Regions from separate parts of the Homo sapiens genome. Here region 2 is linked to region 1. The links are chromatin loops, found by intact Hi-C in ENCODE. Cell type or tissue: dorsolateral prefrontal cortex. All regions are shown on one strand.

Region 1 (5,000 bases):
ATAGTGTGGGTGTGGAGGGGGTGCATGTGTTGGGTGTGGTGTGTGTGGTGTGTTGGGTGTGTATGTTGGGTATAGTGTGTGTGGTGGGGTATGTATGTTGGGTATAGTGTGGGTGTGGAGGGGGTGTATGTGTTGGGTGTGGTGTGTGTTGGGTGTGTATGTTGGGTATAGTGTGGGTGTGGAGGGGTGCATGTGTTGGGTGTAGTGTGTGTTGGGTGTGGTGTGTGTGTTGGGTGTGTATGTTGGATATAGTGTGGGTGTGGAGGGGGTGTATGTGTTGGGTATGGTGTGTGTGTGTGGTGTGTGTGTGGTGTGTGTTGGGTGTGTATGTTGGGTATAGCGGGTGTGGAGGGGGTGCATGTGTTGGGTGTGTGTGTGTTGGGTGTGTATGTTGGATATAGTGTGGGTGTGGAGGGGGTATATGTTGGGTGTGGTGTGTGTTGGGTGTGGTTGTGTGTGTGGTGTGTGTTGGGGGTGTGTATGTTGGATATAGTGTGGGTGTGGAGGGGTTGTATGTGTTGGGTGTAGTATGTGTTGCGTGTGTGTGTGTGTGGTGGTGTTGGGTGTGTAGGTTGGGTATAGTGTGGGTGTGGGGGAGGTGTATGTGTTGGGTGTAGTGTGTGGGGTGTGGGGTGTGTGTGTGGTGTGTGTTGGGTGTAGTGTGTGGGTGTGTGTGTGTGTGGTGTGTGTCGGGTGTGTATGTTGGATATAGTGTGGGTGTGGAGGGGTGTATGTGTTGGGTGTGGTATGTGTTGGTTACATGTGCTGCTGTGTGTGTATCCAGTGGCAGCAGGTAGACTGGTGCATGGTGTTCTCTGTATTTAGAGCTCCTTCCTCGTCCTAATTCTCATGACTGGGGAAGTGTCATCCCCAGTCACAGCCTTATATATGTGGACGTTTGCCATAAAATTTATTTGGCCAGAACATGAGGGACAAACTGTTGGTGCCACTTCTTTGTCATCCTCTGACCTCCATGAAGGATTTCTCGTCCTCCTCTTTTTGTAAATTAGAACTTACATTGGCAAATAAAATGCACTAAGTACGAACCCCCAGAATATAAATAGATCTGGCACCAAGAGAGCCAGATGATGTCCGCACTTGTGAAAGTCAAACATTCACCCTGAGCAGCAGCGGGAGGTTTTAGGATGATGTGGCTGTTCTGTATTCTCAGTGTGGTGGTGGTCACACAAATCTATACATGGGCTAAAATTCATAGAACTTTCCGTTTTTAAAATATTTTCAAAATGATTTTAAATCTATTTACCCCTAATGACCTCTAGGGAAATTGTTGATAATATTAAACCCATAAGCCGTACCATGCCTAATTTTTCTTCCTGTTTTTGTTTTGTTGTGCTGTGTTTGGGTAAAAAAGATATGTTTGTTCATCCTGTCACAGGATGGCCAGGAGGGTAACCAGTCATTTCTGGAAACGGCCGGACAGGGGAACCTACGAAAACAACTCTGGGGCGTAAACAGCTGCTGATGGAGGAAGCATTGATAGCATGCAGTTTCTTTAGTTTATGTGCTGTTTTGTGTATGTGGCTCATCAACTTGTCCTCCAAAAGTTAAGGACTGACCACTAGAAACAGAGAAGTGACAAACTATTATGGCTGAAATAGCAGGACTTTGCAAGTCCAGAGAGAAGATGAAGGCTGAGTGGGGTTGTTGATCCAGCCTCCGTGTGCCCAGGGGTCCTCTGTGTGCCCAGGAGTCCTCCCCTTGCTTCTGACATGATTATTTACGCCCATGGCCTGCATGCCCATGCATGAGACATCATGGTTTTCCCTGTAATCGTTATCTCAAAACCAGCTTTCCCCTGTGGCAACCCTCCCTCCTGAGGGCATTTTCAAGCTTACTACAGAGAAGCAGCTGGCTTTGCAGGAAAGGTCTCCCCCCAGCCCCCAGGGAGAGAACTTCCTTTGTCCTGGATGTAATGGGGTACGTATCCTCATTCTAAGTGCTGGGCCTCGGCGAGGGTCCCTGTGCCTGGAGTGGTCCCAGCAGCTCGACCCGGGATATGCACCCCCGTGACTGGGCTGTGGCCCAAGGCCACATGCTGGGCTCAGAGCCAGGATGCTTCCCTGTCTCCACAGGGGCATTTGCTTATTTTTTTGGAGGAAATAAGAGGGTCGACAGCCTGTAAATGTCCTTCCACAGTGTCCTCTGCAGCTCAGAGCAGCCAGTGTAAGATGTGGGTTTTCAGGGCCACTCCTGGCAGCAAGAGGCCCCAATATTTGCAGAACTGAGCTTACGATCAGGCTGCCCAGCCTCTCCCGCCGCTGTCTCGTGCCCCGGCCTGCGCTGCTGGAGTCTGGAGCAGCACTGGGAGGGACTGCCCTTCCTTGCTCTCAAAAGACACCTCCTAAAGCGTGTTCTTCTTTCTCTGCTCCTCGTGTGCTCCCTGCTTGGCTCCCACGTCCAGATCCCTAACCTGGGATTAGAAGCTCTGGGATTCGAAGTCCTACTGGGTAGCCCCAGCCTGCCCCTCTGCCACTCTCTCCCGATGTGGCCTCTGCAGCAGCCTGACCTGCTCACCGTCCGTTCCAGTCTGCACGGTGCCTTTGGCATAAGGTGCCTTCCCTGCCTTCCCCCGCCTCCAGGCCTCCAAACCCAGTTCTGCCCCATTCCCCTTGTGAAACTCAAGTGCTACCTTTGCCATAACCAAAAGAGATTTATCCCTCCTCTAAATAATTTGCGTTTAGTATAATCCATCTTCTTATTCATTTATCCATTTGATCCCCAAAGAAATGATATATTTCTTAGGCCCTGGGTCTGGCTCTTAAACCCGGGGAGAGAACCAAGGCTGATTGTATCCACTGGTTGTACGGTGAACACGAATGGCCTGCCACCCTTGGCTTAGACTAGGGTAATGAGACAGAGAGACGTAGGTCTCAGCGTCCCGCCAGCTATGTGAGTTGGGCTAAGTCTCACCACCTCTCCGACATGACTTTGCCACAGCTCACTGGATGAGAGCCGACGTTCTAGGTGAGGGCTTTGGGAACAGGAAAGGTCTTGGTAAGTTTTAAGCCTCATGTCTAGCCTCACAGCCTCTTCACGTCCTGCAGTTAGCCGAGACTATAAATACATTACTATTTCTCACCGTGGCCTCTCTGTCCCTGGCTTTTCCCTGTTCTTCTCCTCCCGCTATCTGTTTGTGTTTCTAAGGTTCTCAGACTAATCCAGGTGGACACGTTGGAAGTAGATAGGGAATCTCCAGACACCACCCGACTTAGACACTGGGCACAAAGAGGAGAAATTCCAGCCTCTGGAGTGATGCCGGTTCACTGCTTTACCTTCCTCCATCGGGGCTGCCCTTGCAAGAAACGCATTCACGTGGCTCCCCACAGGACGCCATGCAGGTCCCAGTTAGTTTGGTGCTGGCGCTGACAGAAACAGAAAGATTGAAGATAGATTTTCTCTGAGAAATGTGCTATTTTTAAATTTTTCCGAACTGTTTCTCTTTCTATTGCATGTCAAGGTTTGTATAGAAAGGTCTGTCTTTTCTTTCTTCTCAGTGCTTGGCTTCGTAAAGTTTATTCTGCAAGTGATTTTGAATACCTACTATGTGCATGGCTCTGCAGAAGGAGGAGGCCGCTCTGGGTTTGAGGAATGTGCTGGGGCTTCTTTGGAGAGAGACCATCTCTTCTGGGCACACCCCGTTTGAGTGAGAGCATAGGAACAGGAAGGCCTCAGAAAAATGAGCCGCAGTGCTGCCTGCGAGACTCAGTCCCACATGGACCAAGAGGGGAATTCTGCTGAGAAAGCCTCACGAGAGAAATGAACTGAGGAGAGGAAATATCATTTATAGATTGACCAGAGTGGGAGGGTTAACTGTAAACGTGCAGATTTCAGAAAATACAGCGTGGATGTACACAAAGGAAATACCCATTTAAGAAGTTGGGTGCATGGCTCTCTATTTGAACTAAACATAAGAGTTTGTATTGAAGCAGGTCGTTGCTGATGATGGTGACTCACGTTTTCTGAGTATTTGCAGGAAAGGGCTTTTTGTGACCGTCATCATAGCTCTGAGGTAGCTCTTGCAGCCTTATTGTCCCCATCACGTAGGGCACTGTGTGGTCAGTGCGTGGCCTCAGGTCACCCACATGTTGGTGACCACTACAACGGTACAGCCTCTGTGTCCCACTCTGTCCAGATGATTCCTTGCAGAAAGCAGGCGTGTTGAGGGTCCCCAGGCTGTGGTGTGCACAGCAGGAAACCCCCAGCTCCTCTAGAAAGGCCTGGCCTCAGGCACCCTTGAAAACACGTCTGATTTCAGCAGTCTCACGTCAGCCCTCCCCTCCCCCCACCTCGCACAGGCAAGTGTCCTGCCCTCTAGAGAGCGCCACTGAGGATTTGTTTTCCTGTCCCATTGGGAACCTCATGCTTGGTTAGCACAGACGTCGTATATCTGCATCACTGCTCCATTCTGTCCGAGGCAATGATGATGCTGACACCACTGCACAGAGCAGCACTGCCCCTGCTCCAGAATTAATGATTCAGTGCCCCAGACAAAGGTGGCATAGTGTGCAGCCACAGGAAGCATGCATGTTTTCCAGGGTGTGCCTCCCGGGAGGGCACATCTGTGCATTCACTCCGCACACCCCTGGCGTGCGCAGATTGTGACCCAGTGCTGTGAGGGATTCAGACCTGGGGCAGCCTGGAATTGACCCTGAGAATGTCAATGGGAGGGATGCAGGTGACAGCCATGCCAGCTGGACAGCAGTCATCTCCTAAGATCACCAAAGGTGAAGGGTGAGGGGTTCTGCCATGGGAAAGGCCACCTTGTGCCTGGTGCAGAGGGACCTATGCCAGCTCCACCCTCCCCAGCTGCAGGCCCAGCCTTGCCTCCTGATAGCAGGGTGTACCTGAGGGGCTTACACTCTCCTGCTCCTTAGTGAGACTTCTCCTGGACAAAACGTAACTTCTTGCTGGGTTGGAGGCTGTGGATGGCAGGTACATGTGGCCTAAGCATGGTCCTCTTCCCCAGGTGATAAAGAGGA
Region 2 (5,000 bases), 290 kb before region 1:
GGTTGTTCACACTGCCTAAAATTTTAACAGTGAATCAGTTGAAAAGCAGCCTGTTGACATCCTAGTTTCTTCTATTTACTCTAACTGCAGGCTCCTCCCCAGTTTCTTCTCCCTTCCTTGCTAATATTCTGAAATGTAACCACTATCTCTATTCCAGGAAAGGACTGAGAGAAAGAAATAGGGCATTGTTTTGGGAGCTGAGTTATTTATTCATATAGTGTGTGTGTATAGTGGGGGGAGGGGGAAATAGGAACAAATAAAACACATCTAATTACCTAATTTTTAAAAATTGCCCCAATTATCAGACACAAGCACTCAGCACTCATAAGCAAAAACGCATTCCAACATCAACTAGATTCGAGTCTTTGAATTATCTGCTGTTTGGTAATATTTAGGATTCTGTTTTTTCCATTAGTATGGAACATTCACAGCTGACTGTATATGATGTTGAAAGAAATAAGCCCCTAAGTAAGTGATAGTTAAATCACCTAGCCCACTTTCTCTGCACTGGGAAGTGAGTGGACCACATTTAATTTGCAGAGAAAATGCTTTTGTTCACTCACCCCACAGATCCTGGTTCCCTCTATTTACTCCGATTAGCAGAGTGTGTGGGGTGAGGGGCAGGGAAAGAGAGGGGATAAGATACGGTTCTGTGCCATATAGAACTTACTCTGTATTTGGGAAACCATTTATTTGTTCATTCACAGATTTATTTTTATGGTAATAGGGAGCCACTGAAGGTTTTTGATGAGTCAAGATAACATACTGAAAATGGCTTTGTGTGATCTGACAACGACATGTAGGATGGCTGAGGTAGAAAGAGTTGGGAAATAGGTCAATAAGACAGGAGGTTCTTGCAATAGTCCAGGCAAAAGTGAGGTGCTCCAATCACAAGGCCAGTAGTCAGAATGGGAAAAGGGGCTGAAAGAGAGAAGCCTTATCAGCAGTGGCTGTCTATCTTGGCTGTTCCCTATTGATGCTGGGGCCCATCCCAAAACATTTCCACTTAATCGGTCTGGATTGGGGTGCAGGAATTGGTATTGTTTTAGAAGTCCCCCAAGGGATTATCACATGCAGCCTGGATTTCAGAATCACTGTCATAAAGGAAGCTCTACCAGGGGAGGTGAGGGTGTTGGGATTTAACGGGTCAGGGAATGAAGAGAGATGAAAGGGATTCCCTGGTTTCATTCCTAAGTGGCTGAGAGAAACACAGAAAGAGGACCACATGGGTGGGGCAGCATCTTCCAGGGGAAGGAGATCAGCTTTTGCAGGATTTTGCTGGAGGCCCCCTCCACCACCCCACCTGGGTGAGACCGTGAGCAGCTTGGCGTAGAAGTGGGGAGATGGTATCGCACAGACGGGGATGAGTCCTCTGGGATAGGGGTAAGAAAAACAAGCACAGAGCCAAGCATTGAACCTTAATGCTTCCCAGGGGAAGGTGGCAGGGCAACTGGAAAGTAAGGGACCCTGGAAAACATCTCAGATCTCCTGGACAGTGCCTGGGAGATTCAAGACTAAGAGAGACCATTGATGGCTGGCACGGTGGCTCACGCCTGTAATCCCAGCACTTTGGGAGGCTGAGGTGGCAGGATTGCTTGAGGCCAGGAGATCGAGACCAGCCTGGACAACATAGTGAAACCCCATCTCTAAAAAAAAAAAAAAAATGCCAGACATGGTGGTGTGCACCTGTAATCCCAGCTACTCGGGAGGCCGAGGTGGAAGGATCACTTGAACCTAGGAGTTTGAGGCAGAGTGGACTATGATTGCCAGTAATAATAATGATAATAATGAAGAAGAAGACGCGCCATTATATTTGTCAACTGTGGCAGGGACAAGGCCAAAACCAAGTCAGTGGGGTCGCAGGATGAGTAGTTAGAGAGGGGATGAATGAGAGGGAGCGAGGGGAGACTGGCAGACTGCTTCTACCAGGCACACTGAAAGAATTTGGGAGAACAGAACAAACTGAAGGGAGGCAGGAGCGCATCATCACCCATCTGCAGGGTGAGCCCATGGCCAAGGAAAAGGCAGTGCTGTGCCATGCAGTTGTGGGGGTGGAGCCAGGCCCCATGGCATCAGTCCCAGAAAGAAAGATTCTGACTCCACGTGGGGCAGGATTTTCAAAGGACTACAACTTCACAATGCAATAGGCAAGCCCAGGTCCACCGGGGCTTTTCACACGAGGTTATGGAGCATCTGAAAAGGTCGCTGTGGGATATTCATAGGTCCCTCATCAACAGGAGAGCCACACGAGAGACCCCAAGGTGCCCTCCACCTCTGGACCGGTCTGATGCAGCATGGCCACGCCCCCACCCACCCAGGGACAGCCTCATGACCTTAGCAGATCCTGGTCACTCTGCCAGGCCAAATAAACGTGACGGGAAGGCGGAGAGCCATCAACTTGCCCTCCGCACACCCCTCCTGCATTTCCCATCCCTCATCTTCGTGTGCATCTTGTTGATGATTTGCTGTAGGAGTCAGAGAGCAGGTCACTAGCTGTTTGGGGAAATGGTAAACAAAGATAAGAGCTTTAAGCACTGGAATTTATTTTTTATCCACTGGCCTAAAAGCAACTGCATGTTAAATTTAGAAAGCTGGTGCCAGACCCCTCCCCGCCCCTCCTGCTTCCTGCTCCTCTTACCGCCCATGCTCAAAGCATGGTCTCAGCTGACTATAGAATACGAGATGTGTTTGTAAAGCCCAGGAGTCTTCAGAGGCTGCCTGCCTGGATGTTTATAAAAATGTCTCATCTGAGGGCCTGGGAGAAAGGGGCCGTTTCCTGCGCTCCCCAGCTCTGCTCACCATTCTAGCAGCAGCCATCTCTGCCCAAATATTTACCCAAACGTCCTCCCTGGTCAGGGCCCTGGGTGCATCAGTCCCCCACTGTCGTCAGGTGGGATGCCCGCAAGGGAGGGGGCAGCATTTTCAGCAGACCACCGATGGATTTATTAATAAGGCCTCCCTCACGCCTGGGAATCTATTATTGAACAGCTCTCTTTTCTCCGTGGGTTAAATCCCTTTGCTACCAACTCTAAGAACCTGCAGAAATCCTTCTATTGACCTGGAATTCTGTTGTATTGAATATTGTCTGAAATAAATGAGCCATTGTCTGGGCTCAGAATTTTCTGGGTAGAAAGAGATCTCCACTGTGATGTAATTTATTGCAGCAGGAGTTTTTTTTTTCTTTTTTTCCAGCTCATCCTGAATTCCCTATTGCCCACTCGGTCCATTTTCACAGTCCAGGATATAAGTGGGGAGGGCTAGGCCCAAGCTTAAAAAAAAAGCCTCCTTTGCCCAAGGATGATGTCCAGAGGCCTAAATGGTGACTGGTACCAGATTTTAAGGGCTACTGAGTAACTGAGGTCCATTTGTGTGGCCAGCTTAGAAGAAAAGAGATCAGACCAACACTCTCAGCTGGCATTGGGAGACCAGTCATAGGACAGTAAAAAGGGAAGAGCAGCTGGGCACAATGGCTCACGCCTGTAATCCCAGCACTTTGGGAGGCCAAGGCAGGCAGATCACTTGAGGTCAGGAGTTTGAGACCAGCCTGGCCAACATGGCGAAACCCCATCTCTACTAAAAATACAAAAAATTAGCCAAGTGTGGTGGCAGGTGCCTGTAATCCCAGCTACGCGGGAGGCTGAGGCAGGAGAACCACCTGAACCTGGGAGGCAGAGGTTGCAGTGAGCCCAGATCACGCCATTGCACTCCAGCCTGGGCAACAAGAGCAAAACTTCATCTCAAAAAAAATCAGCTGGGCATGGTTGTGCACACCTGTAATCCCAGCTACTTGGGAGGCTGGGGCAGGAGAATCACTTGAACCTGGGAGGCAAAGGCTGCAGTAAGCCACTGCCCTCCAGCCTGGGTGGCAGAGTGAGACTGTGTCTCAAAAAAAAAAAAAAAAAAAAGAAAGAAAGAAAAAGAAAAAGCAAAGCAAAGCAAACAAAGAGCAGTTCAACCCTCCCATTGGATGGATGAGGAACCACAGCCCAGAGAGGTGAAGTGACTTGCCTAAGCTGCACAGCAAAGGAGGGGGCAGAGGCAGCGTTAGACCTCAGGCCTTGGGATGCGGGTCCAGAGCTGTGCTCACTGCTACATTGCATTGGAGACAGAAGGGTTTAACCACAAAATCCAGGAGGAGAAACTAGGCATCCCATAGCTAGATGGGATTTTTAGTGTTCAATTGATAAGAAATTGTGGAGCATGCTTCTCGGGTCACACTGTGAGAATCTCAAGAAAGACAAGGCCTTGTGGAGAAGTGCGTCCATTCTAGGCCCAGGCAGCAGGGCCGCAGGGTCAGCAGGAGATGAACTTGAGCAGTAAGCTTTGGCATTTCTTAATACCCTGTATTCACTGATGGATACCTTGATTTCTCCGGCCTCAGGGACTTCGCTTACAATTGGGCAGTGTAGGCTTGCCCAATACAATTAGAATTTTTGATACATTGTGCAATGGACTGAATGTGTGAGTCCGGCCTCCCCAGGTTTATGTGTTGAAACCCTATTCCCCAACATGATCATATACTTGGAGACGGGGCCTCTGGAAGGTTATTAGGGTTAGATGAGGTCATGAGGGTAAGTGGGGACCTCGTGATGATATGACTTCCCATTTATGTATTTATTGAGACCGAGTCTCACTCTCTCCCAGGCTGGATCGGCTCACTGCAACCTCTGCCTCCCGGGTTCAAGCAATTCTCTTGCCTCAGCCTCCCAAGTAGCTGGGACTACAGGTGTGCGCTACCATGCCCAGCTAATGGTTTTTGTTGTTGTTTGTTTTTAATTTTTTTATTTTTAGTAGAGACGGGGTTTTTCCGTGTTAACCAGGCTGGTCTCAAACTCCTGATCTCAGGTAATCCACCCACCTCGGCCTCCCAAAGTGCTGGTATTATAGGCGTGAGCCACTGCACCAGGCCTAATTCCCTTTTTAAAAAGAGGAAGAGACACAAGATCCAGTCTTTCTGTTTCCTTTTAACTCTGAGAGGGAGATGCCTTCAGCGACTTCTC

Evidence for each region. A loop is a pair of places that touch in the nucleus more often than their neighbours do. Peaks named below come from ENCODE experiments on the same cell type or tissue, not always from the same donor. Only the 100,000 strongest peaks of a DNase experiment are listed, where the experiment ranks them.
Region 2: it touches region 1 in a loop (3.0-fold over the local background); 3 of 110 quality-filtered maps call a loop at or near these places.

The regions. Positions count from the first base shown.
Region 1 is chr7:139,699,431-139,704,430 of GRCh38, reverse strand. The region is part of intron 2 of HIPK2 (homeodomain interacting protein kinase 2); the gene reads left to right. Among named protein-coding and RNA genes, the nearest start is that of HIPK2, 76 kb to the left of the region's middle. In dorsolateral prefrontal cortex, no CTCF peak of the experiment used is centred here; a DNase peak (open chromatin) is centred at 1,995; H3K27ac peaks cover 4,387 bases.
Region 2 is chr7:139,992,798-139,997,797 of GRCh38, reverse strand. All of the region lies in intron 9 of TBXAS1 (thromboxane A synthase 1), which reads right to left. Among named protein-coding and RNA genes, the nearest start is that of PARP12, 68 kb to the left of the region's middle. In dorsolateral prefrontal cortex, a CTCF peak has its summit at 2,060; a DNase peak (open chromatin) is centred at 2,057; H3K27ac peaks cover 4,845 bases.